2 separate regions of the Homo sapiens genome follow, and region 1 is linked to region 2. Evidence: chromatin loops called from intact Hi-C (ENCODE). Cell type or tissue: mammary epithelial cell. All regions are shown on one strand. Links, peaks and the distances in the headings refer to the core of each region. The heading gives the core; the rest is flanking DNA.

Region 1 (16,690 bases), core at 5,032-13,031, 420 kb before region 2:
GTTGGGTTGATATATCTCTAATTAGAGAGCTAGGTATTATCACGTGTAGAGAGTAATTGTACAGATACAATTTATCATCCCTATTCAAATAACTATTTAGTACCTACCAGGTGCCAAGAACCTGGGGTAAAGCAGTGAATAAAACAAGGTCCTTGTTTTCATAGGGGAAGGCAGAAAAACATCCTTTATATAATTGTGGTAATGAAAAATGCAAGGAAGATAATATGAAGCTGGGCCTCATGGGAATCAAGAGCAATGGAAGGGTCAGGTGGCTGTTTTATACAGCAGTTAGAGAAAGCTTCTTTGAGAAAGTGACATTTGAGGAAAGACGTAGAAGCGGGGAGAAAGCGTTCCAGGCAGAGGGAACCACAGGTGCAAAGCCTGTATGTTTGAGATGTATTGCTTGGTCTGTTCAAAGAACAGCAGTATGGCCAGTTTGGCTGGAATGGAATGAGTGAGGGGAAGATGTTAAGAAACGAGGTAGGAGAAATAGCTAGGGCCCAAATCATGTAGATGTTGTAAGATGAAAGGTTCTTGTATCGGCTCGAACCCTGAGAGTGCATCAGCAGACAACATGGCAGTGTGGAGCAACACACTGTTTTAATGAGCGCCTGGGTGCAGGTGGGCTGATGCCTAAAATGGCGTTAGCACCAAATGAGGATGGGGCAGGGGTTTTATAGTCTCCTGTAAACAGGAAGTGTCTCAGTCTGATGTAACTGCTACATAGTACCTGGACGGCCTGCCCCTCAATCTTCAAGGGGGTATGTGTCTTTCGGCCAGCTCTCTTCCTGCTTCTGCTGTCTTGCTGACCCACGCTGCTGGCCCAAGCTTGGGACTGGGCCTGAGAAGGGAGGAGTTATTCATCTCTTCAAGCTTTCAGGCCTCAGGGAGAATCTTTCAGTAAGCCATGGTACATACTTCGGCTTTTTGTCTGAATTTATTTGGAAGTCACTGGAAGGTAAGATAGGGTGTGATCTGATTTACAGTTTTTTAACATTTGGAATAATCCCGAACTTTCAGAATCATTACTAATATTTTAATAAAAGTAAGTTGCCAAATTGATGCCCCATCACTCCTGAATACTTTAGTGTGTACGTCTTGCAAACAAGAACATTGTCCTACATAACCACAATATGACCATAAATATCAGGAAAGTAACAAAGATACACTATGAAAGGGAGGCAAAATTTTACCCTTATCCTCTTAGGGCTTTTTGGTTGGGCTTGAGAATTAAAGACATGTTAACAGGAGAAAAGCATACAAATTTATTTAATATAAGAGTTCCGTGATGTGGAGCCCTCATAAGGGATGAAGACCCAAAGATGCAGTTCATGTTGAACACTTAGATACTGAATTGGACAAGGAGTAGAACACTGAAAATGAGAAGACAAAGGGACTTGGGCTTGAGTAGGTTAATTGGGTGGAGAAGTGACTAAGAAGATAAAAGTTAATTTAACAACGTTTGTGCAGATTTCCCTTGACCTCAATTTCCTGTCCTTGATGTAGAATGATAGTTTCCTTCTGGTATAGGGAGGATATCTTTGATGTGGGAATTTTTTCTCCTGCTTTCAGAAAGAAAAAGGCCATATTATTCTTGTGCCTGCTGTTTTTCTTTACCTTTTTTTTTTTTTTTTTTTTTTTTTGAGACAATGTCCTGCCCTGTCACCCAGGCTGGAGTGCAGTGGTACAGTCTGCAGCCTCGACCTCCTGGGCTCAAATGATCCTCCTATCTCAGCCTCCCAAGTAGGTGGGATTACAGGCATGTGCCACTACACCTGGCGAATTTTTGTATTTTAAGTAGAGACGGGGTTTCATCATGTTGGCCAGGCTGGTCTTGAACTCCTGGCCTCAAGTGATCTGCCTACCTTGGCCTCCCAAAGTGCTGAGATTACAGGCATGAGCCACCACACCCAGCCGTGCCTGCTGTTGTTCAAGTGCCTTTAACTCAGCATAGTCCATATGCCAGAGCTGCATATTTTGGAGCAGCGTGTTCTGAACTTCAGCCACTCAGGTTTCGTCAGTTGTCCCAACAGTGTCCTTTATAGAGAGATCCAATCACACATTTCATATGGATCTCAAGTTCTTTAGTCTCCTTCACACTTGATTGGTTCCTCAACTTTTCTGTGATTTTCATGACCTTGACGCTTTTGAAAATTACTTGACAGTTATATTGTTGAAGGTCCCTCAGTGAGTTTGTTGAATGTTTCCTCATGACTAGGTTCAGGCTATGCTTCTGTGACATTCCTGTCACTGAAGCCATGTTTTTCTTGTTGCACTCTATTAAGTAGCAGCTGATTTGTTTTTGTCCTATTATTAATGAAAACCTCTATCACGTGATTAAGGGGTCTGCCGGTTTTCTCCATTCTAAAGTTACTAATTTTCCCTTTGAAATTAATTAGCATTTTGTGGGGAGACACTTTGAGGTTATGTAAGTATCCCCTTACTCATCAAAGCTTTAATTCATTATTTGTATCTGTATCAACTCCTATTTTAATCAATGGGTTATAATCCATTGCTTTAAATGGTTCTTTTATTGTTCAAATTGGGCTCAATTTGACTAGTTGGAACCCATTCAAGCTGCATTTGGAGTTCTTTGGAGGTTTTTAGAGGGGAGGGGTTCTCAGTTTTTAAAAATATTTTATTTGAGATAGGGTCTCACTCTGTCGCCCAGGCTGAGTGCACTGGTGCTTTCACAGCTCACTCCAGCCTCAACCTCCTGGGCTTAAGCCATCCTCCTGCCTCAGCCTCCCAAGTAGCTGGGACTACAGGGGTGCATCACCACAACCTGCTGGTTTTTTTTTAGGAGATAGGGGTCTCACAGTGTTGCCCAGGCTAAAATTTTATTTTTAATTGACAAATAATAATTGTATATATTTGTGGGGTACAATATGATGTTTTGATACATGTTTACATTGTGGAATGATTAAATCAAGCCAATTAGTAAATCAATTACCTCACATACTTATCATTTTTTTGTGGTAAAAACACTTAAAATTATTTTAGCAATTTCCAAATATACAGTGAATTATTATTTATTACAGTCACCATTCTGTGCAGTAGAGCACTAAAGCTTAGTCCTCCTAACTGAAATTTTGTACTCTTTTATCAACATCTCCTCTTTCTTATACTCTCCACTCCTCCTGCCCGTGGTAACCACCATTCTACTCTGCTTGTTTTTCTTTTTTTTTCTTTTGAAGACAGGGTCTTGTTCTGTCTCCCAGGCTGGAGTTCAGTGGCACATTAATAGCCCACTACAGCTTCAATATGCTGTGCTCAAGCGATCTTCCCAACTCAGCCTCCTGAGTAGCTGAGACTAGCTTATTTATTTATTTATTTATTTATTTATTTAGAGACAGAGTTATGCTCTTGTCGCCCAGACTGGGATGCAGTGACGTGATCCCAGCTCACCGCAACCTCTGCCTCCCGGGTTCAAGCGATTCTCCTGCCTCAGCCTCCTGAGTAGCTAGGATTACAGGTGCACACCACCATGCCCAGCTAACTTTTGTATTTTTAGTAGAGACGGGGTTTCACCATATTGGCCAGGCTGGTCTCAAATTCCTGACCTCAGGTGATCTGTCCACCTCGGCCTCCCAGAGTGCTGGGATTACAGGTGTGAGCCACTGTGCCTGGCCTATTTTTATTTTTAGTAGAAGTGAGCTCTTGCTATGTTGCACAGTCTGATCTGGTTTCCCTGATGATTAGTGACAATGAGCATTTTTTTCATATAGCTGTTGACCATTTGTATGTCTTCTGAGAAATGTCTGGGTACTTTGTCCCTGCCAACCGCTTTTTTTTTTTTTTTTTTTTTGAGATGGAGTCTTGTTCTGTCTCCCAGGCTGGAGTGCAGTGGCGTGATCTCAGCTCACTGCAAGCTCCACCTCCCAGGTTCACGTCATTCTCCTGCCTCAGCCTCCTGAGTAGCTGGGACTACAGGCGCTGACCACCATGCCCAGCTAAATTTTTTGTATTTTTTTAGTAGAGACGAGGTTTCACCATGTTAGCCAGGATTGTGTTGATCTCCTGACCTCGTGATCCACCCACCTCGGCCTCCCAACGTGCTGGGATTACAGGCGTGAGCCACTGCGCCCGGCCTACCAACCACTTTTTTTAAAGATAGGGTCTCGCTATGTTGCCCAGGCAAAAGTACAGTGGTGTGACCATGGCTTACTGCAGCCCTGACCTCCTGGGCTCAAGCAATCCTTCCACCTCAGCCTCCTAAGTAGCTGGAACTGCAGCCATGTGCCACCATGCCCGACTAATTTAAAAATTTTTTTTATAAAAACACAGTCTCCCTATGTTACCCAGGCAGGTCTGTAACTCCTGGCCTCAAATAATCCTCCCACCTTGGCCTATCAAAATGCTGGGATTACAGGCATGAGCCATCATGCCCAGCCACTTTGCTTTTATTTTATTTTATTTTATCTTATTTTATGTTATGTTATGTTAATTTTAATTTTTGAGATAGAGTCTCGCTCTGTTGCCAGGCTGGAGTGCAGTGGTGCGATCTTGACTCACTGCAACCTCTGCTTCCCAGGTTCAAGCAATTCTCCTGCCTCAGCCGCCCGAGTAGCTGGGATTACAGGCGTGCGCTGCCACGCCCAGCTAATTTTTGTATTTTTAATAGAGATGGGGTTTCACCATGTTGGCCAGGATGGTGAGTTTTTTTAATTCCATATATATATATTATATATATATGGGTTTTTTGTTGTTTTTTTTTTTTGGCTATTAGCATTAGAGGGGGTCATTTTGAAAAGTCTTCATCATTCTTGGAGCACCTTCTTACTTTCTGACATGAGGTGTTCCAGGTTCATCTTAGAGTTTCTCTGTTCCAGCCTTGGAGACAGCCATTTCTCTGAGGAGCCCTGTGTTTGTTTGCTTTTTTTTGTTGCTTTTTTGTTTCTTTGGAGACGGAGTTTCACTCTTACTGCCCAGGCTGGAGTGCAATGGCGCAATCTCAGCTCAACCGCAACCTCCGCCTCTGGGTTCAAGCGATTCTCCTGCGTCAGCTGGTCTTGAACTCCCAACCTCAGGTGATTCACCCACCTTGGCCTCCCAAAGTGCTGGGATTACAGGCATGAGCCACCACACCCGGCCGTTTGCTTGTTTTTTAGTGGAGAGTGGTATTAGAAACTAAGATATGAATGTCAGATGTGCTCATCATTATTGGAATGTCAGTGCTTCCAGGCCTTCTCAGTGGACAAGCTAGGAAACATGGGTAATGATTGTGTGTCCCCACCAGTACCACTGACGGCAGTCCAGCACTACAGTTTACACTCCAGTTTTCTCCCTTTCCACATTTATAGCTGGTTTCTTCTTAATATAGTTATTTGATCAATTCCACTGTGTGTAACTAAGTTCCCATTGCTGCCCTCTCATCCCCCCTCCCCCACTGGACTTCCTCCTTACCCTATTTTGCCTCCAGCACCCCAAACCAGCTTGCCACCCTCCCTTCTCCTTGTGTGGACAGGCTCTTCTCCCCACAAAGGCTCTGACACATCTTGCTGGGCTACCGCAACACCCTCCCTCACATACCAAGTGCTACATTCCTCGGGCCCACTTAATGACTTTTGCACTCTGATTTACATTTTTAAAGCATCTCTGTGGTTGCTGTGAAGAATAAAGGAAGGAGGCAAGGCAAGTGTGGAAGCAGGCTACTCACTTAAGAAGCTGTTGTAAGTCATGGCCTAGGCTGTTGATGGGGTTGGACTAGGGTGCTAGTGATGCAGGTTGTGAGATTTGGGATCGTATTAGTTGTCTATACTGTGGAACAAGTTATCCTAAACTTAGCTTAAGACAGTAAATGTTATCTCACAGCAATTTGAGTGTAGCTTAGCTGGGTGCCCCAGGCTCAGGGTCTCACAAGGTTACAGCTGAGATCTTCTCTGAGGCTGCTGTGCTCTCAAGGTTTGACTTGGGAAGGACCCACTGCCACACTTACTCATGTGGCTGTAGACAGACCTCAGAAGATTTGCTTCCCAGCTCATTCAGTAGACCTCTGCACAGGCCACCTCTTGACATGGCGTCTGGCTTCCCCAGACCAAGGTGGAAGGAACAGTCTTTTTAAACCTCATCTAGGAAGTGATATCCCATACTTCAGTTGTCTATTTATTAGAAGCAAGTCAATCAGTCCAGCCACACTTAAAATGAGGGTATTATACAAGGGTGTGAATACCAGGAGGCAGTGATCGTTGGAGGCCCTCTTAGAGGGTGCCAAGTAAGATGGGGTCAGCAGGAGTTGCTGATTGATTGGCTTTTGAGAGAAAAACCAGTCAAGGATGACTTCAATATTTTTGGCCTGAACTACTAGAGGTACAGTTACTGAGATAGGGAAGAGTGGAGTAGGGGGAGCAGGTTTAGAAGAGGTAGTCTACGTTAAGTATGAGAAGCTTGATAGACGACCACGTGAGAAGGTGAGTAGACAGTTGAAAACTAGCCTGTTGGTTAGGCTAGAGATTGATGCTGGAGATAGGATTTTGGTTTGATTTTATCTAGTGTAGTATTCAACTTAACTTTATAAATTAAGGGTTAGGAGAATATGACCTTCAGTTAAATGCCTAGCTCTGTTATCCTGGAAACCAGATAAAATTGTTTTAACAGTATTGCAATATAAAATCGACCTCTGATTGGGAAATTGCCTCTGGATTGAGAGGAATTAGAAATGCCTGGTGAGTGCTGCTGCTCTTAGAACTGGCATGACCCTGTGGGAAAGGGAATCCTGAAGCTATGCCTTTGGAGTTACTAGAGACGTTGGCTCTGGTGGAGCGTAAAGCTTTGAAGTTAGGGCAGCTCCTGCACCTGTCTCATGATGCTCTCATCTCCCTTGAGCCTGAGCTGTGTCATCTAGGGAGTTAAAGAAAATAGCTTCTGGGCCGGGCGTGGTGGCTCACACACAGCACCTTGGGAGGCCAAAGCAGGCAGATCATGAGGTCAGGTGATCGAGACCATCTTGGCTAACACAGTGAAACCCCGTCTCCACTTAAACTACAAAAAAAAATTAGCCGGGCCTAGTGGCGGTCGCCTGTAGTCCCAGCTACTTGGGAGGCTGAGGCAGGAGACTGGCATGAACCTGGGAAGCGGAGCTTGCAGTGAGCCGAGATCACACCACTGCACTCCAGCCTGGGCAACAGAGAGACTCTGTCTCAAAAAAAAAAAAAAAAAAGAAAAGAAAAAGAAAATAGCTTCTGGACGGCTGGGTGAGCTGTCACTTGCATGAACAACTGCACAGACTCCCAGGGAGAGGAACATCTGATGCTGCCCAGCTGGCAAGCTGTGATTCCTGTCCTCTGTCCTGAGTTCTCAGATGCCAAGTGTGGCCTATGATAGTCTTATGAGTCTGTTCAGTAGCTGCATAATCTCACCTAGGGAAAGATTTCCCTTAGAGACATTAGCGTTTTGGATAGAATTTTAGTCAGCTTCTCTGTTTCATTTAATGTTCTCTAATCTTATGGGAAACATTAGAAATCTTGTGGAAAAATGAGCTCATTTTATCTCTCTGGTCTAAAGGCCTTCACTTCTTTGAATCTACCAGCCACCAGTAAAGGCTGCTAAGTCCACCAGTACAAAAACAAAAGATGGTGGTGCAAACTTCTTGGATGGGCAGTTGAGCTACACGTGCCTTGAAAATAAGAAACGGATTGCCTAGAACCTAACACAGTCTGCTTACAAACTTGATTCATTCAACAAATATATATTGAGCACCCCCCTATATGTCAGGCCTTGATGGGTTTATATATTCACAGTGGTGAGTGAAATATGTATGGTCTTTGTTCTCTTGTAGTTTATAGGCACTTAATGAATACTAGTACTAATACTGTGTTCTAATTTAGTGTCTTTTTTTACAGTACCTTCATTTTCCTATATGTTTTATTCTCTTATGGGATCAGCAACAAGATATTAATTTCTTCTTCAGGAATTTATATTTAATTTGATTGAGTAGAATACCCTGAAAGTATTTAAGTAGATAACAAATAACATTTTATTTTATTTTGAGGCAGTGTCTCGCTCTATCACCCAGGCTGGAGTTCAGTGGTGCGATCTTGGCTTACTGCAGCCTCGACCTCCTGGGCTCAAGCCATCCTCCTGCCTCAGCACCCGGAGTAGCTGGGGCTACAGGCACGGGCCACCATGCCCGGCTACTGTTTGTATGTATGTATGTATGTATGTATTTAGTAGAGACAGTGTTTTGCCATGTTGCCCAGGCTGGTCTCAAACTCCTGGGCTCAAGCTATCCACCTGCCTTGGCCTCCCAAAGTGTTGACATTACAGGTGTGAACTACCGTGCCCAGCTCAAGTACTATTCTATACTACTTTTTCTTTCTTTTTTTTTCTCTTGTTCTTGTCTTTATTTTGTTCAATGCCAATTTTATTGCCTTCAGTTTTATTCTGAAGTTATCTAATTGCCACCGTCTACACAGTAACACACAGAAGTCTTCATTTTCATTGTTATGGTAGTTAGCATTTATATAGAATTAGTGTAGAAAAGTAGAAAGTTTGGGCTATTTCATGCACGGCTGTATAAAATTATTGTTTTCACTTGTATCAGAAGAAATAAAGATGTGCTTTTTGTGGTTTGAAGTATTGGAACCTTGAAGTCCTTTGAACCAAGTTAAAAAAAAAAACAAAGCAAGACATGGCTTGGTTAGATTTTTCTCTATTGCACGTATACCGTTTTCCCACTTGGTGGCACTTTCTGTTCATTTCTTAGTAACATGTCTTTCTCTCTCAGCATAGTTACACCAGTCTCTCCTCGTACATTGATTTTTCTTATTAAAATTAATTTACTGAAGTAATACATAAATACATCATTTAAAAAATAATAGTGTATGGTAAAGGGTTTCTTTTTTTTTTTAACAGAAAATAATTTTGTCCCTGAAAATTTTTCTGTGCCCAGGGAAAAATTAATAAATGGTTTTGCCCTTGAAAGGCCAATTTGTTTAAGATGCTTAACATCGTGGTGGTCAGCTGTTTTTCATTTGGCGTGATGTGTTCTAGAAGCCTTTGTAGAGAAACAGGGTGGCAGGTGAGGGCCATTACATGGAGGCGATAGAGAAGAATCAAGGATGATTCATAGGTTTGGGGCCTGAGTGGTTGGTACCATAATGCTGGGACCATTCACTGAGATGAGAAGACTTGTAGAAGGGCGGGTTGGTAGGGGTGGAGAATTAGAATCAGAAGCCTCTTTTTGGACATAGTAAGTGTGTGATACCTGTTGTGAAATCTACATGATTAGATATATATCAAGTAAACAGCTGAATATACAAATCGAGCTTAGGACAATGGTCAAACCTGCCAAACCAGCAAAGAACAAGGTAAGTAGCTAGCAAGGTAGGAGGAAAGGGAAGAAAGAGGAGTATTTCAGCCAGGGAAGCCTCGTTGTATTGATTGTTGCCAAGAGGTTGAGGAAGATGATGACAGAAAAATGTCCGTGTGATTTGGCAATATGAAATTCATTGAATCTACATAGAATCTGTTCTTGAAAGAAATGAGGAGAGATCAGAAAAGTTTGAACATTCTAGCAAAGGAGAGTGATCCACATAGCCCCTAGTAGACATGCACTGTCAATATTGGACATAGTTCCATTAATCCTTTTTTTTTTTTTTGAGACAGGGTCTTGCTCTTGTCACCCAGGCTGGAGTGCAGTGGCATGATCTCAGCTCACTGCATCCTCCACCTCCCAGGTTCAAGCAATTCTTGTGCCTCTGCCACCTGGGTAGCTGGGATTACAGGTCCCATGACCACACCCAGCTAATTTTTGTATTTTTTTTTTTATAGGGGTGGGGTTTCTCCATGTTAGCCAGGCTGGTCTCAAACTCCTGGCCTCATGTGATCCGCCTGCCTCAGCCTTCCAAAGTGCTGGGATTACAGGTGTAAGCCACCTCACCCCGTCCCTTTTTAATCCTTTCTGTGTAGTTGTGTTCATAACCATACTCCATTTTACTTGCTTTTTTCCATCAATATTATAAGCAATTTTTCATGTTATTAAAACAATCCTTATAATCACCATTAAAAGATTTTTTCTGATTATAAGAATATACAATTGCTATAGAAAATTTGGAAATCTGGAGAATTATTAATATGAGGTAGAAACAATTCTTTGGCCCAGAAGCAATACTGTTAATATTTTATTCACTGATTCAACAACTATTTGAGGGTCTGCTTTTGGGTAGAGAAAGAATGTTTTGGGGGTGTTTGTTTTAGAGGTGGGGTCTTGCTCTGTTGCCGAGGATGGAGTACAGGAGCTATTCACAGGTGCAATCATAGCACACTACAGCCTTGAACTCCTGGGCTCAAGCATCCCCCCTGCCTCAGCCTCCCATGTAGCTGGGACTCCACAGAGGAATGTTTTTTAAAGACCACAGTGTGAAAAACTGATTGTAGTTTATTGGTCACACCTTCTTTAGAAGAAAGCTTATTATTATAAATAACATATACCTACACATTTCTCATATAATGTATACAACATTTTCTGACTTGCTTCTCCCTCCCCTCACTTAATATGTCACAGACATTTTTCCTGTCTCACTAAATACTGTGTCAGTTCGAGTGTTTTAGTTTCTGTGGGGCTTTTGTATTTAGAAAGGATTGTTGGGCAATTTGGATTTAAAATTAATATACTATTTATTATAGTTGCAAATTTAAAAACCTAATTGTTTTTCATTCTTGAGGTTCAATTTATAAATAGGATAAAAAGATTAGTAAATTGAATTACTTTTTGCATAAAAATAAGGAACAATCATTTTCTCTTGTTCTTTGATGAATGTTCGGTAAACTCTAATGGAAAGGATTACATTGTCCTAAACAGTAATACCCATTTGCAAATTTAGTTAATACATCTCTTTAAGCAGTTTAGTCACATTTATAAATTGAACATATTTGATATTTGAGTTTTTTCAATTCTTCAAATCCCCAGTGCATAGGCAGATTAACCTATCAAGCAAAATGTTCCTAAGCACTTAAATGACTCTTGTTTACTCAAGCCCAAAACTTCAGTGTCATCCCCCAGTCTAATTCTCTAATGTCCAGTCTGTTAGCAAGTTCATCCTGCTTTCGTTTCTCCATATATCCCACATCTCATCACTGCCTCTATGACTGTTACCCTAGTCCAAGGCACAATTATCTCTTGCCTGGACATCTACAGTCACCTCCCAACTGGTTTGATAACATTCTTGCAGTGCACTAGCGTTCCCAACATGCTAAGTGATGAGAGTGCATATTTTTAAATGTAAATCAGACACATCAAGTCTCTGCTCAGAATGACCCAGTGGCTTCCCATCACAGTGAGAGTAAAAACCCCAACTCCTTCCATGCTCTGCGAGGCGTTATGTGATCACAGTCTGCATGCACTGTCCTAGTCACAGCCCTGTTGACTCTGACTTGGCCACATTGGCCTTCTTGCTTTTCCTTGAACAGTGAACATACTCCCAACTCAGTCTCTGCACTAGCTGTTTCCCCAGATTTGGCATGGCTCACACACCTTCACTTTATTCAAGTGCCCATCTGGTGGCTCTTCAGGTGGTCTAGTCTATAAGAGCCCTGTTCCCTCTCATACTCCATACTCTTCCCCTGCTCTGGTTTTTTCCTTGATGGCACTTAACTACCTCTGCTTAACATTTTTTTTATATTATTTAATTTATTGTATGTTTCCCCAAATACCATGTTGGAACAGTGCCTACCACATAGTATTTCTGCAATAGATTTTTGTTGAATGAATGGATGTACATATACATTTTACTTGAAACAAACATTATTTTTTGGGTATGATAATCAGTTTTCTTCACTTTAGCTGATCCAAAAATGGCATCTTCTGCTACTCCTTTATAGCTTTCTAATGAATTTGAAACTAGATTTACCTCTGAATTACATTGCAATTTCAACCTGTCCTTTTTAGTACTTTGACCCACTGAATCATTTGTTACAGTTTTGTGGGGTTTTTGGGGCAGGGGCGGAGGGGTGTTTTTTTTTTTTGACACAAGGTCTTGCTCTGTCACCTAGGCCAAGTGTAGTGCCGTGATCATAACTCACTGCAACCTCAAAATCCTGGGCTCAAGCTATCCTTCTGCCTCAGCTTCCTGAGTAGCTGGGAGTATAGGTGCATGCCACCACACCCAGCTAATGTTTTTGTTTTTGAGAGAGAAGGTGTCAAACTCCTGGCCTCAAGTGATCCTCCAACCTTGGCCTCCCAAAGCACTGGGATTATATGTGACAGCCACTGTGCCTAGCCTGTTACAGTCTTCTAAAATATTATTTCTCTAAATAAATTGCTAGCTGTCAATGGCAGATAATATTTTCTTCAAAGTAAGTCCTTCCTAATGTTTATTTTCTGCTCCAGAAAAATCAGAATATTAGGAGACTGTGTTCTAAGAAACTACAAACTGCATTAATTGGGTAGTTTCTCTTATGTTACAGAATGTTACTTTTCTTTATACCCTTTCTCTGTTAAAATGTGTTCATTATAAGCAGAAGACAAGATTGTTTTGATTTTTAAAACTCAGCTTTTATTTAACACATTTCACTGAGTATTCATTGCTTCATTTAATATTGATTCTAACATTTTACAAAGATGCCTTGTTGGAAAATTCCATATGTGGAATGTGGAAATAAACTATGTATTACTCTTGGTGAATGAGGAACTGCTCAGCATGTTCATTATAGAAAATTCAAAAAATAACAAAAGAAATAAGAATAGCCTGTTATCCCACCACTTGTAGAAACCACTGCTATTAATATTTTGATACACATTTGACCTTCAGTATCTGTGGGTTCTGCATCCATGGATTAAACCAACATTAGATGGAAATTATATCAGAAAAAAGTTCACAAAGTTCCAAAAAGCAAAACTTGGATTTGCTGTGTGCCGAGTATTATGTTGAATCCACATGAATGAAGTCATATGCAGACATCATATTAGGCATTATAAGTAACCTGGAGATGATTTAAAGTATACAGGAGGTTGTGCATAAATTATATGCAAATGCTACATTTGCATATCCACAAATGATCATTTGTGGATTTTGGCATCCACAGGGTGTCCTGGAATCAATCCCCCATAGACACTAGGGACAACTGTTTATTCTTATCTCCTCGATTTCTATGCATATATATTCTTTTGTTTTTGTTATTAATGTAATTGAGCTTTTTGAAGAAGTAGCCTGGGTTTGCAAGTTATTTTAACTTTTGGCAGCCTGGTTTTCTCACTTACTATATTTGGATAATAATATTTATCACGAGTTGTTATAAGGATCAAATAGGTTAATATTTGTAAAGTGTATAGATTAGTGCCCATGACTTATAAATGCTATCTATAAGTATTAAATAAATTAGGCAAATAACCCGCTTTTAAAACATATATGGTGAACATTTTCTCAAGTCATAAAATATTCTCTGTCTCTCTCTCTCTTCTCTTTTTTTAGAAATGGGATCCCCCGCTGTCCAGGCACGATCATGGCTTTCTGCAGCCTTGAACTCCTGGGCTCATGTGATCCCTGCCTCAGCCTCCCAAGTAGCTAGGACTACAGGTGCCTGCCACCATGCCTGGCTAATTTTTGCATTTTTTGTAGACATGGGGTCTCATGTTGCCCAGGCTGGTCTCGAACTCATGGCCTCAAGCGATCCTCCCACCTTGGCCTCCAGAAGTGCTAGGATTACAGGTGTGAGGCACCATACCTGGCCAAAATATTATCTATAGCATAAATGTTAATAATGCCTTAGTCTTCCATCATATGGATATGCCATGAGCTATTCCCTTTATTTTTGGTTTTGTTCTTTCCATTCTTTCACTGTTATAAATAAAGCTCTGATAAATATCCTTGTACATGAGTATTCATATCCTCATTTCCTTAAATGGAAATGGATCCACCAGGAGTATACATGTTTTATAAGTTTTTGATACCTGCTGCCAAATTGCCCTCTAGAAGGGCTATACCAATTTATATTCTCAGGATAAATATATTGAATAGTATATGAGTACTGATTTCTCTTTAAGTTCACTGATTCTGGGTTTTATTTTTTAAAATCTTTGCTAATTTAGCAAGTAAAAAATTATACCTTAATGTGCATTGCCTTGATTAAACTTCATTGTTTGCCACTATAATTTTTTCTTTGTTGACATCTCTTGATGTTTTTTGTCCAGTTTTCTATTGGATATTTGACTTTTTCTGATTTGTAATGATAGATGAACCTTTTTTCTGTATATTACAAATATTTTCCCCTGTTTCTTTTAGTCTTTAATCCTGTTTATAGTGTTTTAGGACATACACTTTTCAATTTTAAAAACAATTTTAATTTTTTGGGTACATAGTAGGTGTATATATTATGGGGTGAGATGTTTTGACACAGGCATGCAATATGTGATCATCACATCATGGAAAATGGGGTACCCATCCCTTCAAGCATTTGTCCTTTGTGTTACAAACAATCCAATTATACTCTTTTAGTTGTTTTAAAATGTACAATTAAGTTATTATAGACTATAGTCACTGTGTTGTGCTGTCAAATACTAGGTCTTATTCATTCTTTCTGACTATTTTTTTTTATACCCATTAACCATCCCCACCTCCCCCTAATCCCCAAACCAACCCCACTACCCTTCCCAGCCTCTGGTAATCATTCTTCTACTCTCTATCTCCATGAGTGCAATTGTTTTGAGTTTTAAGTATCACAAATAAATGAGAACATGCAATGTTTGTCTTTCTGTACCTGGCTTATTTCACTTAACGTAATGATCTCCAGTTCCATCCATGTTGTTACTAATGACAGGATGTTGTTCTTTTTTATGGCTGAATAGTACCCCATTGTATTTAAGTATCACATTTTCTTTACTCATTCATCTGTTGACAGACACTTAGGTTGCTTCCAAATTTTGGCTGTTGTGAACAATGCTGCAACAAACATCGGAGTGCAAAAGTCTCTTCGATATACTGATTTCCTTTCATTTAGGTTATACCCAGCAGCATCATTGCTGAATCATATGGTAGCTCAATTTTTAGTTTTTTGAGGAACTTCCTAACTGTTCTCTATAATGGTTGTACTAACTTACATTCCCACCAACGTGTTTGAGGGTTCCCTTTTCTCCGTATCCTCCCAGCATTTATTATTGCCTGTCTTTTGTATAAAAGCCATTTTAACTGGGATGAGATAATATCTCATTGTAGGTTTTTTTTACTGCTCCTTGTGGACCAGAGCGGTAGCCTTAATCTCAGCACTTTGGGAGGCCGAGGCGGGCAAATCACTGGAGGCCAGGAGTTCGAGACCAGCCTGGACAACATGGTGAAACCCCGTCTCTACTAAAAATAAAAAAATTAGCCCGGCATGATGGCATGCGCCTGTAATCCCAGCTACTCGGGAGGCTGAGGCAGGAGAATCACTTGAGCCCAGGAGGCAGAGGTTGCAGTGAGCCAAGATATCACCACTGCACTCCAGCCTGCGCCACAGAGCAAGACTCTGTCTCAAAAAAAAAAAAAAAAAAAAAGACCCAAGAGTCTGTTTTGCAAGTAAAACTCTCTGGTGTGGCAATCTGAAAGATATGATTTTTTTTTACCCCTTATTTAATAATAAAATAACAAGGGTTATATTTGCCTAGCAGACTATAAACATTTCCTTATTTCTTATAATTCTTTATAAACTGCCATAATGGGTATAGTTTATTATTTATTAATTCCCTGATTCTTGCATGTAGGCTTGCTAGGATAAATATTTTCAGATTTTGTGTATTGTGATAAAAATTATCTTTTCCTTTTTTGGAGCATTTTCCATTTCTCCATGAGCTCTTCACTTCCTCACTTAAGTAACTGAATAGGCATAAGCTTGGGACTATGGTTCCTTAAATATCATTTTAACCTTCCGGAGTCTTGACAGCAATTTTTTGAATAAAATTTTTCTTTAGTTAAGCTGACTCAGTGAGGTAAAAGTTAAATATTTCAGCTGTGCCGTAAGCTCACATAAAGCCCCTTGATAAGTGACAGCCTTGACTTTAACAGCTAATCCCTCCTCTGAGTGGTTAGTGGAGCCTGGCTCACCACTATCGTCTCATAAGGGCTTCAGCGCTCGTGTGCTCATATGAATGGTTACAGTTTATTGGTCCAGGTCACTTTCACTAATCCCCAGCTTCCTTTAGAGGATGTAAGACAGACACTGACCTAGCTTGTACAGCCTTCTGCATTCTTCATTGTATAAGCTGATCATGATACAATTATCTTTAGACATAAACATAGCAACTGTAATCATATTTTATCTCTATTCAGACTGGTTTTTAGTCAGTTACCTAGCTATATCTATCAATTACTGCTAGCAAATATTCTTAGGTTTACATAGCAACAAAAATTTTTTCTCATTAGCTTTAGTTTTAGTTATTCCACTGAAACATCCTCCTCTTGTCCTTTTCTCTGCAGCTAGATAATCACTTTTCCCCCCACCCCCGGGCTGCAGTTCTGTGGCTGTCTTCTCATTTTCTTTTCCCCCAATAAGGTCATCTCTGTCTTGTGAGCTCCAGGTCTTAGAGGCTGGGACAAATTCTGTCTTCCCTTCTTTCCCATGTAAACCCCTCAGCTTAGCTTCCTGCACTCTGTCCCACAAACTTTGATTCCTCCTTTCCCTGTCATTAGCAGCAGCATCGGTGGTCTCTTCCCTTTCAACTCCAGGTATCCAGCTTTTAGGTCTGATTTCTGGAACATATCCTCTTAAATTGTTAAGCACT
Region 2 (16,690 bases), core at 222-8,221:
TCCCAGGCTCAAGTGATCCTCCCGCCTCAGCCTCCCAAATAGCTGGGACTACAGGCGAGTGCTACCATACCCAGCTAATTATTTTATTTTTTGTATAGACAGGATCTCACTTTGTTGTGCAGGCTGGTCTTGAACTCCTGGGCTCAAGTGATTCTCCCACCTTGGCCTCCCAAAGTTTTGGGATTACAGGCATGAGCAGCCATGCCCCACCGGATTTCTAATGTAAGAAATTATTTTGGGCCGGGTGCTGTGGCTCATGCCTGTAATCCCAGCACTTTGGGAGGCCAAGGTGGGAGGATTGCTTGAGCCCAGGAGTTCAAGACCAGCCTAGGCAACATAGTGAGAACCCCCCTGCCATCTCAAAAAAAAAAAAAAAAAAAAAAGAATTAAAAAAAAAAGAAGTTATCTTGTACATTTGAGGAGGTCCATAGTCACCATTTGACAAAGTAACTTAAAGTCTTAATAACAATAATAGCCTTTTAAAATTTGCAATTAAATCTATGAATATCTGCAGCCCCACATACAGAGTTATTTTCTAAATAGGTATGATTATGAGATGTAGAAATTTGTGGGTCATGTAAGGAACATGGCAATACCAAACAGCACCTTTCTGGGCATTCATAGATTTGGGATGATACCTGGCATTCTTTGACATTTACTGTGTACAATGTACTGTGCCAGGTGCTTTACTTGCACTATCAAATATAATCATTCCAACACCCAACAAGACAGGCACTATTATTTCTGCTTCGTAGATGAAGAAACTGAGGTTCAGAGAGGGAAAATAGTGAGCAGCATCAGGCAGCAGGTACTGGGGGATCCCCAAGCTTGTGTGACTCTAGCCTTTACGGGTGACCGCTACCCTACACTATAATAGAAGGAATTGAACAACTGGCTTCTTGTCAGTCAGGGATCACTTTTAATCCTAGGACTATAGCAATCAATAATGTGGTTACAAATTGTGCATTTCCATCTTCATGCTGCTGGCCATACAAGGTGAGGGCAGAGATACCTGAAGCTAGCATCCTTGATTTTTGAAGAGCCATGAGCTGACAGATTTGTGGATAAAGAGAATGGAAAGCAATTAATTATAGAAACTTTTACACACTCCCTGGCTTCCTGAGATTCTTGAGGTGTGTAATTGGCTGTTGACGTGGCTGAGTGTTTCTCAGCTTTTTTGCTCAGCTCCAAGACAGTGAAGTCTCTGGTGGCTTCTGCTCTGAGGCTGCGTGACATCTGCTACCATCTGTGGTGGCTACCTCAGAAATCTCTCTCCTTGCTAAGCCAGCCAGAATCTCTCCCTTGCCAGGCCTTTAACTTGACTAAAGCAGTTAACAGGAACATGCGTCAGCCATGTTAACAGCTGTTTTGTTGGTGGTTACTCCGCTCTGGCTTAGGCATTGAGAATTGGATTTCTTTTTTTCTCTTTTCCTTTTTTTTTTTTTTCCCGTTGTGCTTTAAAATAAGCCACTGAGTAGTAGAAATAAAATAAAGTCATGTACTTTCTGGTCTGTACTAGCAGTAAGGGACCCCATTTGCCAAAGAAGCTCTTGGAGGCCTGGATCCTTCTCTGATTCTTGGACTGTCAATGTCACAAGCAACAGTGCTAGCCTAGCCTTCTACCAGGGGTTTCCTCCCAAAGTGGTTTTGAATTCTCTTCCTTCATCATATTTATTCTGTGTTTTGATGCCCAGGTCTTGTAGCTCCCGGGAACAGTGAACTGTAAGACCCCAAAACTTAGGCCACAGGTAGAAGTTTATACATCCCCACACACAGTGGCTTAAGCAAGCAGAGACCCAAAGACATGCTTGGATTCAGAAAGGTGGCTGTCCCCAAACATGGTCAGAATTGCAAGGTGACTTCCTGCTATGCCTTGTCAACAACAAACAATTGACTAAGAAAATCCATGGAGGCCGGGCACAGTGGCTCACGCCTGTAATCCCAACACTTTGGGAGGCCGAGGCGGGTGGATCACTTGAGGTCAGGAGTTCGAGACCAGCCTGGCCAACATGATGAAACTCCATCTCTAATAAATATACAACAACAACAAAAAATTACTGGGCATGGTGGCGCGCACCTGTATTCCCAGCTACTCCAGAGGCTGAGGCGGGGGAATCGCTTGAACCCGGGAGGAAGAGGTTGCAGTGAGCCAAGATCACGCCACTACACTCCAGCCTGGGCAACAGAGTGAGACTCTGTCTCAAAAAAAAAAAAAAAAAAAGAAAAGAAAAAGGAAAGTCCATGGAAACCATGAATGAGAGGGAATGGAGGTGACCCATTCAGTCAATAAGCAATCATTCTCAAAAGAGAAGGTAGAGGGTTGCAGGGGGCCGGTGGCTGGCTCTCTGGGTGAGCTGGAGAGTGGCAGCTGTGTCCCTAGAGCAGGCGGGGATCCTGCCTGGCCAGCTGCACTCGGTCTTCTGGGTTTCTGGTTCACAGAGCTTGTTCATGGCCTCCCTGAGGCTATCGACTCTGTGCAGGCTCCAAGCCAAGCTGGCGACTGCTTGGCAGCCTCAGTGAACTCTTTCTACTGGGGACAGACTGAGCTGTCCGACAGGGCAGAACGTTTCAGCTCCTTGGCAGCTGTATATGCTTGAATGTAAATCACTACATTCGCTTTCTCTTCTCGGGGATATTCTTGTCAGAGTGAATCCGTTAGCATGAATCAGTTTCACAGGAGTGAGCACCTGATAAACTGATAGAGGCATTTCTGAACTCCATGACATGTGGGAAGCCCAGCTCGAAACTCGGGGGCTTTCCCCTTACTGGCAATTTGATTAAATGAGGATGAGGGGATGGGAGGGGTGGTGTTTCACCTCTGAGAATCTCCCCTTCCTAAACTGTTAACTGCCTAGGATTATAGGGGTTAGATGAGATCGTAGATGCTCAATAAATGCATTAAATTATTGAAGGCCTGGGGTGCCCAAGGGCCTTCAATAATTTAATGCATTAATTAATTAGTTTATTTATGTGAGACAGAGTCTCGCTCTGTTGCCCAGGCTGGAGTGCAGTGGCACAATCTCTGCTCATGCAACCTCCGCCTCCCAGGTTCAAGCTATTCTCCTGCCTCAGCCTCCTGAGTAGCTGGGACCACAGGCAGGCACCACCATGCCCGGCTAATTTTTTGTATTTTTAATAAAGACGAGGTTGCACCACGTTGGCCAGGCTGGTCTCAAACTCCTGGCCTCAAGTGATCTGCCCACCTCGGCCTCCCAAAGTGCTGGGATTACAGAATTTAATCCATTTATTGAGCACCTGCTACATGCCGTGCACTGTTCTGGGCACAGAGTACAAAACAATGTTACTATCCTCTTGGAGGTTACATTCTGGTGGGGGAGAAGTCAGGTGAAAATAAGATAATATTTGGAAGGGGGAAGGCCCAGGCTCTTGGCATGTTAAACTTACCTTGATATCCTTACAGAGAAAATGAATTTTCTGAGTGTTTCTTTGAATTTTTCAGCTCAATTTCACAGATAGCTATACAGCACAGCTTAGTAGACTCTTCCAAAGTAGAAATATTTCTGGGTCAGAGAGACTCGGCACAGCAGCAGGAGCGCTGGGAAGACCTGGGGTGGTTCTGTTTGGAAAGGGGATGAGATGCTCCTGTACTCCTGCTCCAGTGTTTTTGGCTTGAAATGAGTAACATGCAAATGAGCACCTGGGGCTGAGTCAGCAGTGAGTAACCCCCTCTGCGGGACGCCCAGCCCCGAGGCATACACGGGGCCGCCTCTACTGGCTACTGCACCCCGCAGATGCTTCCGCAGCAGACTCTGTGCCTCACCCCCGGCCCTTGCCCATGTCACCTGCTCAGTCAGAATTCCAGCTCAGGCCAGCGGGGCTCTGCTGATGAAAACAGCATTACCTGGAAGCCTGGGACTTCAGTGTTTCTTCCCGCAGCAAGTGCTGAGGAAGCCGCTGCCTTCCCTGGCACCCCCTTGCCGAATAGCTTCCCTTCTGCAGAGGGCTAGGGTCCCCACTTCATCAGGCCTCAGCTCTCCCCTCGGCTCACCCCTCCTTCATACCACTCCAGGCCTCTGTCCAAGACAGACTCCCACCTGGGCCTCCTGCCTCTTCTGAGAGCCGGCACCTCCTTCATCAGCACCTGTTTTCCAGTGGGTTCATTTCAGCATACACAGATGTCCAGCTGCTGCTGTCCTAAACCCACTTTTATGATCCTGCATTTCCTCAGCTCACTATTCCTTCTCTTCCCTGTCACTATCACGTTTCTTAAAAGAATAGTCTCTACTCCTCTCTCCCAGGATTTCTTAATCCACTAAAAACTAGTGTCAGCCCCCAGCACTCCCCTAAAACTTCTCTCAATGGGGTCACCGAGGACCCATTTGCACTTCTGGTGCATGCTTCACAGCCTGTGTTTTTACTAAACTTCTAGTCATTTCCCTTTGCGGTGCTCCCTCCCATCTGAAACATTTTGCTTCCCTTGGATATCTTCTTTCTTTTCTCCCTTTCTTTCTCTCTCTCTTTTTCTTTCTCTCTCTCTTCTTTCTTTCTTTCTTTCTTTCTTTCTTTCTTTCTTTCTTTCTTTCTTTCTTTCTTTCTCTCTCTTTCTTTCTTTCTCTCTGTCTCTCTCTCTCTCTGTCTCTCTCTCTCCCTCCCTCTTTCTCTCTTTCTTTCTCTCTCTTTTTTTTTTTTTTTTTGATGGAGTCTAACTCTGTCACCCAGGCTGGAGTACAGTGGGGCTCACTGCAGCCTCTGCCTCCCTGGTTCAAACAATTCTCCTGCCTCAGCCTCCCAAGTGGCTGGGATTATAGGCGCGCCACCACGCCCCGCTAATTTCTGTATTTTTAGTAGAGATGGGGTTTTGCCATGTTGGCCAGGCTGGTCTTGAACTCCTGACCTCAAGTGATCTGTCCACCTCAGCCTCCCAAAGTGCTGGGATTACAGGCGTGAGTCACTGCGCCCAGCCTGTTGGGTATTTCCTTGATGCCGCTCTCTGGTTCTCTTGCCACCTCTTGACCACCCTCTAGTCTTCTTTGGCTGCATTATCTCCATCTCACCCCCTTTGCACAGACTCCCCGTGATTCAGCCATCATCTCTAAGACTAATTCCACTGCCTCTATGTAGTGAGTACCTGCCTCTTTTCTGAGCCACAGACCATATTTCTATTTCCCCTTCATCTCTACATAGACATCCTTAGAGCACCTCAAAATATAAAACCAACCTCATTTTTTTGCCCTTACTTCAAATCTGCTCTATCTACACTACCTCATTCCATAAAGGCACCAACACCATCCATTTATTCACCCACCCAAGCTAGAAATCTTAAAGCCATTCCCCCTCTTTCTAACCAGTGCCATCTAATCGTGTCAAACTCTACCTTCTAAAGACACCCAAAACTTGTCCACCTTACTCTTTCCTACCTTGGTTCAGGGCACCATTATTTCCCCCCAGGAGAGTTGTAACAGTCTCCTATGTGGTCCCGGGTCTTCAGTTTTGCCCATACCCAATGCATCCACCATGTAAACTACCTGTGTGATCTAAAATGCAAATCAGATCATCTTATTCCACTTCTTAAAATTTTCAGTGGCTTCTCTTGCCCAGAGGGTCGTGTCTGAATTTCTGAGTGAAGCCCACTAGGTTCCCAGTGTACTGAAGTCCATGCAATGCCCCAGCCTCATCTCCCACCCCCCACCCCCATTGCATGCTCTACGCCTCAAGCCCTGAGCCCACCTTGCTATTTCATGCCCTTAGGTGACACACAAACACCTCCTCTGCCTGCAATCACATTTCTTCTCCTTCAAGACCCTTTCAGATGTCAGCTCTGCAAAGCCCTCATGTTCTTCTCCTCCTGACTCTGTATTCTGTAAAGAAATGCTGTCTAAATACCTTTTTCCTAGTTATTGAGAAGTGTTTCTTTTATGTCTGCTCCTGAAGTAAACAGTGAGTTCCTTGTGACCAGAGCATGCCCTTGCTCTTTCACTCATCTCGTCCTCCCACAGGACCTTGCCAAGTGTCAGGCACATATGTAGGTGGTGTTTAATCAATGCAATGAGCAAAGCAGCCCAGGTACTGTGAGAATGAAATATCTGGCTGGGCACAGTGGCTCACACCTGTAATCCTAGCACTTTGGGAGGCCAAGGCGAGTGGATCACTTGAGGTCAGGAGTTTGAGATCAACCTGGCCAACATGGTGAAACCCCATCTCTATTTAAAAAAAAAATTAGCCAGGTGTGGTGGCAGGCACCTATAATCCAAGCTACTCTTGAGGCTGAGGCAGGAGAATCGCTTGAACCTGGGAGACAGAGGTTGCAGTGAGCTGGGATGGTGCCACTGCACTCCAGCCTGGACAACACTGTGAGACTCCATCTCAAAAAGAAAAAAAAAAAAAAAAGATATCTACTGGGGCTATTTTCCTTTGCCCCTAGATTGTGAGCACTTGGTGGACTGGGAGTGTGTCTTTTTCTTATCTGCCGTACCTAGACAGCTGGTGTTCAATAAATAGTGTTGATTATGGTTGGGTTTACTACAACCTTCCAAAAACCCCCCCGATGCAAAGGGATAAAGATATCTAACTAGAATGCTGCCACTTCTGAACAGCTTTCTTTGACTTCAGTTTCCCTGATACTGACCTTTACCTCACCATGCCCTTCCCATTCTCTCCTCACCCCACACTAGGAGGAACTCTGGGCTATAAAGCTAATCTCATAAAATTTGCTGGAGTCTGAAGTCCACCCTGGCTAAAAAAAGAGCACACCTCAGAGCCCAGCCCAGGCTGACTTTAGGTACTTTCCACTTTTATTGAAATTATGACCACATTTCTGGAGTCAAAACAGGGAAATATGACTTACAAAGAACTTCTAAATGATAAAGGGAACAAGTTCCTCTTCATGGAATATGTCATTTTCCAGGCAGAGGGCTAAGGGGCTTTACATATTATCTCACTTCATCTACACTGCAGCCCTAAGAAGAAGCTACTGTCATCTTCTTACTTGACACATGAAGGAACAAGAGGCAATGGTGCTGAAAGGGTGAGAAATGGTACAGAAATGGTAGAATTGGAAATCAAACCCTCCTCTGTCTGATGCCAAACCATCAAGTCACTTCCAGGGACATGAAACAATCTGTGGCATGCCTTTGGGATCCTGAATTAGCAGAATTTCTGGGATTTCAGTGATTTATGAGAACACTATACAATTAGCAGTGTTTCTGTACACTAACAGCAAATTATCTGAAACAGAAATTAAGAAAATTCCATTTACAATAGCTACCAAAAATTAAAATACTTGGGAATAAACTTAAGGAGGTGAAAGATCTGTACACTGAAAACTAGAAACCACTGATGAATGAGATTGAACAAGACACAAATAAGTGGAAAGATATCCCATGTTCATGGATTGGAATAATTATTATTGTTAAAATGTCCATACTACTCAAAGCAATCTACAGATTCAATGAAATACCAATCAAAATATCTATGACATTCTTCACATAAATAAAAAAACACTTATGAAATATATATGGGATCCCAAAAGACCACAAATAGTCAAAGCAATCTTGAACAGAAAGAAGAAAGCTGGAGGTATCACATTACCTGATTTCAAAATATATATAAAACTGTGGTAAACAAAACAGCATGATCCTTCCGTAACAACAGACAGATAGACCAATGGAACAGAATAGAGAGCCCAGGGACAGAATATTAGAAATTTAGAATTTCTGATTTTGAGTTTTCTAGGATGTTTGAAAGCCATCTTCTCAGAATAGGATGGTCAGAAGGTATAGAGAGGGACCCAGCCTTCAGTTATAGTTATGCAGCCTCCCAAGGCCTGGCTCGCTCTCTTTGGAACCTCTTTGGAACTTCAGGGGCTTGAAGATTCCCATTGGGCATAAGGAAGTTGAGATCTGCTCCCAGGTTTTAGTACTTTATATTTATACATTATTAATGCATAAATAAAAATATAATATGTAATAACGTTTACTATATATTTAGAGATGTTCAGTTCTATATGTAAATCAATTTATTTGTTTAAATTTTTAAAAATTTTGAACTGATCATAAACTTAGTGAAAAGTTGGATGTTCTGTACAAAGAATTATATTTTTCCTGAACCACCTGAGAGTAACCATCAGTTGCCAACCTGATATCCGGTCACATGCAGTTACTCTAACGTGTAATTCCTACAGATAAAGACGCTCTCCTTCAAAACCATAATACAGCTGTCAGAATCAGGAAGGTAAATAGATGTCTTACTGACATCCAGTCCTTAGACCCCACTCAAGTTTCACCAATTGTCCCAATAATTGCCTTTGCAGCAAAATGACCTAGTTCAGAATTACAGGTTACCTTTAGTTATCTCTTTTGTCTCCTGAATGAAAGAATTCCTCCCATCTTTCCTTGACTTTCATGATCATGGCACTTTTGAAGATTATAGGCCAGTCATTTTGTATAATGTCCCACAATCTGGTGTTTCTTTGTGATTAAACTCAAGTTATCCATCTTTGGCCAGAACATCACAGAAATGATACTGTTCTCATTGCATCCTGTCACATAGAGCTCAGTTTCCATTTGTCCCATTATTGATGATTTTGCTTTGATAATTAAGGTGTCTTCTAGGCCCCTTCACTGTAAAGATGTTTTGTCCCCATGAGTAATTAATGAGGATTTAGTGGAGAAGTATGTTGTACCTCCCATTTCTCACCAAACTTTCAATTTATTCATCTATTTGCTAATATTAGTATGGAATCACTGTTTCCTATTTTATTCAAAGGGTTGTAATCCATGATTATTATTCATTTTAATAACAAGTTGAACCCTGTACAGCTGTGGGAACTCATTTAAGCAATGTTTTGTGTCCTTTTGCCATGTCCTCATTATTCTTTGAGCAAGCACGTGCTCCAGGCTCATGTTGTACTTTCCTTGCCCTAGACCTAGAACTGACCGTTCTTGTAAGGAGCCTGGGTTGCATTTGGTGGAAAACTGCATTTTAAAGCCAAGATCTGGATTCTAGGTTTGCTCTGCTATTAGGGCATCACCACTCCCAGGTCGTCATAGTAGACAGGGTAGGGAATACATTTTGTATATGGATATATGTATGTGTGTATAGTATGTAATGATACAGGTACATACATAGACATCTGTTATGGACTGAATCTTTGAGTCCCCCAAAATTCATATGTTGAAGCCCTAGTCCCAATTGTGATAGTATTTAGAAATGGGGCTTGTGGAAGGTAATCAAGGTTAAATTAGGTTATTAGGGTGGGGTCTTCATGATGGCATTAGTGGCCTTATAAGAAGAGAGGGCATGGCTGGGCGAGGTGGCTCACACCTGTAATCCCAACACTCTGGGAGACCAAGGCAAGTGGATCACTTGAGGTCAGGAGTTCAAGACCAGCCTGGCCAAATGGTGAAACCGCGTCTCTACTAAAAATACAAAAAATTAGCTGGGCATGATGGCACATGCCTATAATCCCAGCTACTCGGGAGGCTGAGACAGGAGAATCGCTTGAACCTGGGAGGCAGAAATTGCTGTGAGCCAAGATTGCACCACTGCACTCCAGCCTGGGCAACAGAGCAAGACTTCGTCTCAAAAAAAAAAAAAAAAAAAGAGCAGCAGTCTCTCTTTCTCATTCTCTCTTTCTGTCCCATGATGTAAGGACACAGTGTGAAGGTAGGGAGCAAGCCAGGAAGAGGGCCCTAGCCAGCATCTTGATCTCGGACTTCCCAGTCTCCAGAACTATGGGCAATACATGTCTGTTGTGTAAGCCACCCAATCTAGTGTATTTTGTGATAGTAACCTGAGCTGACTAAGACAATGTCTGTATTTATTTATATACTTATATGCATTTATATAAAAATTTAAATCTCTGCTGATTTCTGCATCTATGTCTATATTGAAAATCATGAGTGCGCACTAATACCTCCAATACCAATCAACACCTCTGGGTTTATTCAAGCTCTCCTTTCCATATTTGTAACTTCTTTCTCCTACAGTGAAAGCACGGACTTCCATTGTCTCTAACATATTTACTCATTTTCTCCACTCCCTCTGTATAACAAATTTCCCATCTCTGCTGCCCACATCTCCACCATGTGGGTGATGGTTGGGTACTAACAGTGCTGACTGCCTCGCCCTACTTGGATCTAAGACAACCTTGCTGGTGGCCCCAGTGCATGTACCTCCCTGCCACCCTCTCTGGCTTTGACACATGCTCCAGGCTGCCCATTCAAGGAAGCCCTCTTCCACCCTTCTGGATTGATGACTCTGCCGGGTACCCCCTCCCCTGTGTCCTCCTCCCCATGCCTGAGCTCGGCCACCCTGCTCTAGGCTACCAGCCCCTCCCACCATGGGTCCCTGCCTTACTCTGTTCAACTAACTGCTAATGGCTTTAAAACTGAATTATTCTGGAAGGAAAGGGAACAAGGAAAGGAAGAGCATTTTATTGTGGGTTTTTTCCTGATTATTTTAGTAATACAAAATGACTTGGAGACATTTGGGGAAATATAGAAGAGACAGAGAAAGATAAAAATCCGCATTAATTCTTCCACCTAGAGAAAACCATTATTATCCCTTTCCCTCCAAAAACGTTGAACTTAAACAAAAACAACCTTCACCACCCAACCCTACCCACGAAACTACTACTTTCCTCAGTTGAGAAAAGAATATATGCACATGCCGGGCACGGTGGCTCACGCCTGGAATCCCGGCACTTTGTGAGGCCGAGGCAGGCGAATCACGAGGTCAGGAGTTTGAGAACAGCCTGGCCAACGTGGCGAAACCTTGTCTCTGCTAAAAATATAAAAATTGGCCAGGCATGGTGGCCCGCACCTGTAATCCCAGCTGCTCGGGGAGGCTGAGGCTTGAGAATTGCTTTAACCCAGGAGGCGGAGTTTGCAGTGAGCTGAGATTGCACCATTGCACTCCAGCCTGGGCGACAGAGTGAGACTCCATCTCAAAAAAAAAAAAAAAAAAAAAAAAAAAAAAAAAAGAATATGTGCACATGGTTGAAAAATTCAGAAGTAACCTTCCTTCCCACCCAGATCCCCAAGACCCCTCCCCAGATGCAACTGTTGATATCTGTGTATTGTGTATTCTTCCAGCTATTTTCTATGCATATATAATATATGTTTACTCCATTTCTCAACCAAATTGAATTTTACCTTTCTTACATATTTCCTCTTAGTCTTTTTGCTCTGCATGTATATAATCTAGCAAAATATGAACTTTTTCCTATAAGTTGTCACTTGAAGTGCCTGCACAATTTTCCATCATGTATGTGTTTCATTGGTTTCATCTCCTGTTGTTGGGTATCTGCAGTTTTTTACTATCATAAATGATGGGCTTTGTCTTTATTGTGCCAGGGGAGTCATGAAGCCAACCCAGCACAGTGAAGCAGTTCAGCTGCTTTTGGTGGCTAGTAATAGAATGTTGAGCCAAAACTGGCTAAAACAATAGAGGTTTATTTTTCTCAATAATAAGCATTCCAAGGCCGGGTGCGCTGGCTCACGCCTGTAATCCCAGCACTTTCGGAGGCTGAGGCTGGTGAATCATCTGAGGTCAGGAGTTCAAGACCGGGCTGGCCAACATGTTGAAACACCGTCTCTACCAAAAAAAAAAAAAAAAAAAAAAATTAGCCAGGCATGGTGGCTCATGCCTATAATTCCAGATACTTGGGAGGTTGAGGCACAAAAATTGCTAGAACCCGGGAGGCAGAGGTTGCAATGTGTTGAGATCGTGCCACTGTGCTCCAACCTGGGGGACAGAATGAGACTCTGTCTCAAAAAAAAAAAAAAAAAAAAAAAAAAAAAAAAGCATTCCAGAGGTGGGTGATTAAACCAGTTTTGCCCAAGATGCTAAAACACAGAAGATAACATTTCAAAGCCAAGTCACTATAGGTAGAATTTCCAAAGCGCAGGTTTGAGGGCCTCTCCCTGTGTTCCTGAACTCCTCACCCTTTTCAGGATTGAGAGAGGGGAAAGAGAAGATTCTTCAACTGTTTTTTTTCTTCAGATTTCTTCTGAGGTGCCCAGGATGGAGGTTTTACTGCCCTCAACTTAAGGCAGGTCTCAGACAGAGCATTGAGACCTACTTCTTGACTGACAAGTGAGAGAGCTATCGAGACCTGTGGCTGCCAGACAGGAGGCCTATGCTGGAGGCAGCCACTGTGATGCTGAGTGCTTCTCCGGCTCTGGCATGCAGCACTCAGGAGAGAAATGCTGCTAGTCCAATGAGGGCAGGGGATCCCCTCAGAAGAAAGTGGGAAGTGGGCACAGCACCCCTGTGAGGCTGAGGGAGGAGACCCCAGGACAGATGCATCCCCTCAAGAGACCTGCAGGGAATCCCGGAGTAGCAATCTCCTAAGAGCCTGCAGAAGTATCCGTGAGAAAAAAATCAGTTGGGTCACAACAGAGACCCCAGCTGGCTTTTAGCAGTACCCACTTAGGAAAGACTCTACCGGTTGTCTTTCCCACGCCCTGGCCCTAAGGGATCAAGCACACCCTAGCAGCCTCGTAGGGGTGAGCGTTGGGTGGAAGGAGAAGAAGCATGAGGCAGAAAAAGAAAGAAACACCAGCCATGGCCTCTTTACACTTCAGGCTGTGGGCCTGAGACAGGCCTGGTGATGGAACGGAGACACGATGCAAAATCAGATTCAGGCTTTTATTCATCTTGTACTATTCTGATTCCACAACTGCAAATCTGTTGGCTAGGGAAAGTGACTTTGGGTTATCTGTTACCTGAGGGTGAGGACAAAAGTCATGGACCTGCCAGAGTTTTCATCCAGTAGGGGAATATCACCCCACTGAAGAGTTTCCAGGGCCAATGGGAGCAACAGTAGAGTTCATTTTCATCACACCTAATGAGCTGTGTCCTTGACATTCCAGTTACAAGCAGAGCTAAAGTGGCTGAAGCAACAGAGGTTTATTTTTATTTTTATTTTTTGAGACGGAGTTTCACTCTTGTCGCCCAGGCTGGAGTGCAGTGGCACGATCTCAGATCACTGCAACCTCCACCTCCCGGGTTCAAGCAATTCTCCTGCCTCAGGCTCCCGAGTAGCTGGGATTACAGGTGCCCACCACCACACCCGGCTAATTTTTGTATTTTCAGTAGAGACGGGGTTTCACCATGTTGGCCAGGCTGGTCTCGAACTCCTGACCTCAGGTAATCCACCCACCTCGGCCTCCCACAGTGCTGGGATTATAGGCATGAGCCACCGCACCCGGCCGAGGGTTTATTTTTCTCACCTAAAAAGAAGTTGGGAGGCAGGTGGCTGCAGGGTTGATTTATTAGCTCAGTGAAGGCCAAGGACCATGCTCAGCCGTCCTCTTGCTCTTGCTCTACTGGCCTCCGTCTATCAGTAATGTCTCCCCTCCTGGCCACAAGATGGCTGCCCTGGATCCAGGCATCACATCCTCACACAGAAAAACATGCTAGACAGGCTCTCCTTCCCTTTTACAGAGAGGAAAATCTCTTCTAGAAGTGCCCCCGAAAGACCAACTTTATGACTCTTGAGCCAGAACTTGGTCACATGTCCATCCCTCCAGCACATTTCCTGAACGTCTCCACTTCCTTACTGCCTAAGTTTCCTCAAACCACTGTAAACTAGAATCAGTACCTCCCTCCCAAGAATTGCATCCAATGAGGTCATCGACCACCTAATTGCCAAAACCAGTGCATGCATTTCACAGCCTGGCCTTACTTGGTTTCTAGATTGGTCAACACTGGAGACCTCTTCCTGTTCTTTGAAGCTTAATCCCTTAGGGTGTTTTCTCTCCAGGTCTCCGTGTACCTCTCCACCACTCTTCAGGGTTCTGTGGCTCCCCGTCCTTCCTACACACCCTCTGTGGACCCAGCTGCCGCCTGTGTGGCAAATACTACTACAGTTACATAGCTAGTAGCATCTACCTCTTTTATAAGCAGTGGATCTATATTTTAAATTTCTTATATAATATTGGTTCAGGATGTTCCTAGAGAACCTCAAACGAAAACACCAAGGTCATTGTTTTTTCCCTTACACCAAGTCTGCTCTTTCTGTACTCTTTATTTCCATTAAAAGGCACCACCACCACCCAAGCTAGAAACCTCAGAACCATCTTCCTTGTCATTACCACCATCAACCCATGTCAATTCTACCTTCTAAATACATCTCAAAATCATCATCTCTCCATCTCAACCGCAGCTGCACTAGTTCTGGTCCAGTTCTTCCCAGGACAGTTCTAACAGCCTTTTTTTTTTCTTTTACAACTTACAAAACATAATTTTATTTAAACTTGTATAGATAAAAATCTACCAAAATTTAAACAAAAACTTTATCCAAATCCTTTCCCACAACAAAATTGGACATCATGGAAAAAAAAAACATTCAGATAAGGTTCCCATCTTTCTACCATCAACTGGTAGATCCTGGGAGGATGAGGTGTAAGAGATAAACGAGGAGAGAAGATACTGATACCCAACACAATTTGATCTTCAGTGTTGTCTCATCTTGAAATGACTTAATAACAGAGATTTCCATAAGAATCAGGATTCATTTTTGACCCAAAAATGGAAGCTTCCACTCCAAAGTCACAAATAAGGTTTCTGGTTTTATTTTTAGTGTGAGGTAAACAGTATATTCAATATTAAACCAAATGGTAAAAACACATGGATGGTATATTAATGCAGACCTTCCATTATTAAGTATATTTTGGAACACTCATGGATTTTTCAAACATATGTTGGAATTAGAAACCTGTAAAATCTGCTGCAGTGTGTAATAGCTATTTGTTTGAATGTCTTGGCAGTGCCTTTTTAGTAGCTAATGTTCAGTGTAATCTTGTGCCTTTTTAGTAATTAATATATTAAATATAATCTTGTCTGAGTTTTTAAATGGTCTGTTCTTCTTTTTCATTATGTAGGATTAGATGCCCACCAAAATTCTTGTAAATGAAGCAGGACCCGATTTCAAATTCTGTCTATACACACAATATTTGGTCACATAGACCGCTCCCCAAAGTCTGCAAAACACTGCCTACTGGGCAGGCTTACAGTGACAGAAAAGTATGAGAATACGAGATATTATTTTTATAAAGACTAAAATCAGATTTAGGCTGTCTAGATAGCTTATTCCAGAAAACACAGATTTAAGATTTTTCAGTGATTCTTGCCTTCACCCCCCCTTTTCCTCCCCAACGAGATAACCATTTCTTTCACAATGATGAACCATCCCTTTTTATGGAAAAATGGCTTTGTTTCTCCATCGGATCAGGACAAAGACATCACTTCTTGGCCACACTGGCCACAGCCTTCTTGGCTGCATCCTCCAGGTCAACGGCTGAAGTAATGGGGAGTCTGCTGTTGAGTATTTCCTGGGCCTCTTGGACGTTGGTTCCTTCAAGCCAAACCACAAGGGGCACCTTGAGTTCTAGCTCCTGGCAGGCTTTGGTGATCCCATTGGCAATGATGGCACAGTTGACGATACCACCAAAAATATTGACAAGGATGGCTTCAACCTTAGGATCAGCTGTGGGCAATGTGAATGCTTGATATACTTGAGCTTCCTTTACACCACCTCCAAGATCCAAGAAGCTGGCTGGCTTCCTACCATTAAGGAAAATGATATCACAAGTAGCCATGGCGAGCCCAGCACCATTCACAAAGCAGGCAATGTTCCCATCTAGTCCTATGTATTTTAGATCATATTTGGCAGCTTCATTTTCAATGGGCTCATTCTCTGATTTGTCGTCCATAGCAAATATGTCTTTTTGTTGGAATTCTGCATTGTCATCAAAGTTTATCTTGGCATCAAAACAGACAACTTGTCCTTCTGGAGTTTCACCAAAGGGATTCACTTCCACCTGAGTAGCATCAATTTTCAGGAAGAGATTATACAGCTTCGTAATTTGATCTGCAGCCTGGCTTTTCAAAGGCCCAACGAAGCCTAGATTTTCTGCCATCCGCTGAGCTTGGCTGTCCTTTATTCCTTCAAAAATGTCAATTTGCTCCTTAAAAATGAGCTCTGGGTTTGAAGCAGCCACCTCTTCAATGTCGATGCCCTCCTGGGGGCTGCCCACCAGCATGGGGCCATTGCAGGACTGGTCCATCAGAATTGCCAGGTAGGTTTCTCTGGAAATGTCCAAGGCTTCAGCAACCATCACCTTGTTAACTTTCACACCTTCTTTTGGAGTTTGTTTTGTCGCTAGATTGTACCCAATCATCTGTTTAGCCAGCTGTCCCACAACATTAGGGTCTTTTGTTAAATGAACACCTCTTTTCAAACCACTATTGAAGACACCTTTTCCTCTTCCTCCAGCTAAGATCTGGGCTTTTAAAACAATTTCTTTTGCATTTAGTCTCTTAGCGGCCTCAAGAGCTTCATTCGCAGTGTCTGCTACAAAGAATCTTTGAACTGTCACTCTGTTATCAGACATCAGTTTCTTGCTCTGGCATTCCTGCAGGCTCAGCCATCTTCTGGAGGTTAATTGAACTGCCCGGGACCTGGCCACCAGGAAGCGGGGCAGCAGCGCTAGGGCTTGCAGAAGCTTCCAGGCCTGCGCTGCCATGGGGGACGCTATCTTAAACAGGAAACCTAGCACTCTAACAGCCTTTTAACTACTGCCCCTTTCCCTTTTTTCCTGCCTTGTGTGAAGATGTGATGCGTGGAACCGTGGCAGCCATCTTGCAACCATGAAGTGATGAGAATGAGAACTAAAAGCCAAGCAGCTAAGGATGGCAGAAGAAAGCCGGACAGGAGCTGGGT

What was found. Hi-C counts contacts between places; a loop is a spot of excess contacts. Peaks named below come from ENCODE experiments on the same cell type or tissue, not always from the same donor. Only the 100,000 strongest peaks of a DNase experiment are listed, where the experiment ranks them.
Region 1: it touches region 2 in a loop (4-fold over the local background); 2 of 110 quality-filtered maps call a loop at or near these places.

Annotation. Positions count from the first base shown.
Region 1 is chr12:94,972,745-94,989,434 of GRCh38, reverse strand. The region is part of intron 3 of NDUFA12 (NADH:ubiquinone oxidoreductase subunit A12); the gene reads left to right. Among named protein-coding and RNA genes, the nearest start is that of NDUFA12, 23 kb to the left of the region's middle. RefSeq lists an enhancer at 1-74. In mammary epithelial cell, for the core only: a CTCF peak has its summit at 8,689 (motif pointing right); DNase peaks (open chromatin) are centred at 5,114 and 5,494; H3K27ac peaks cover 1,234 bases.
Region 2 is chr12:94,548,056-94,564,745 of GRCh38, reverse strand. It overlaps MIR5700 (microRNA 5700), which reads right to left and starts at 2,957; the gene lies at 2,887-2,957. It also overlaps the pseudogene SUCLG2P2. RefSeq lists enhancers at 1,310-1,379, 3,420-3,529, 3,329-3,955. In mammary epithelial cell, for the core only: no CTCF peak of the experiment used is centred there; DNase peaks (open chromatin) are centred at 2,615 and 3,705; H3K4me3 peaks cover 657 bases; H3K27ac peaks cover 3,186 bases.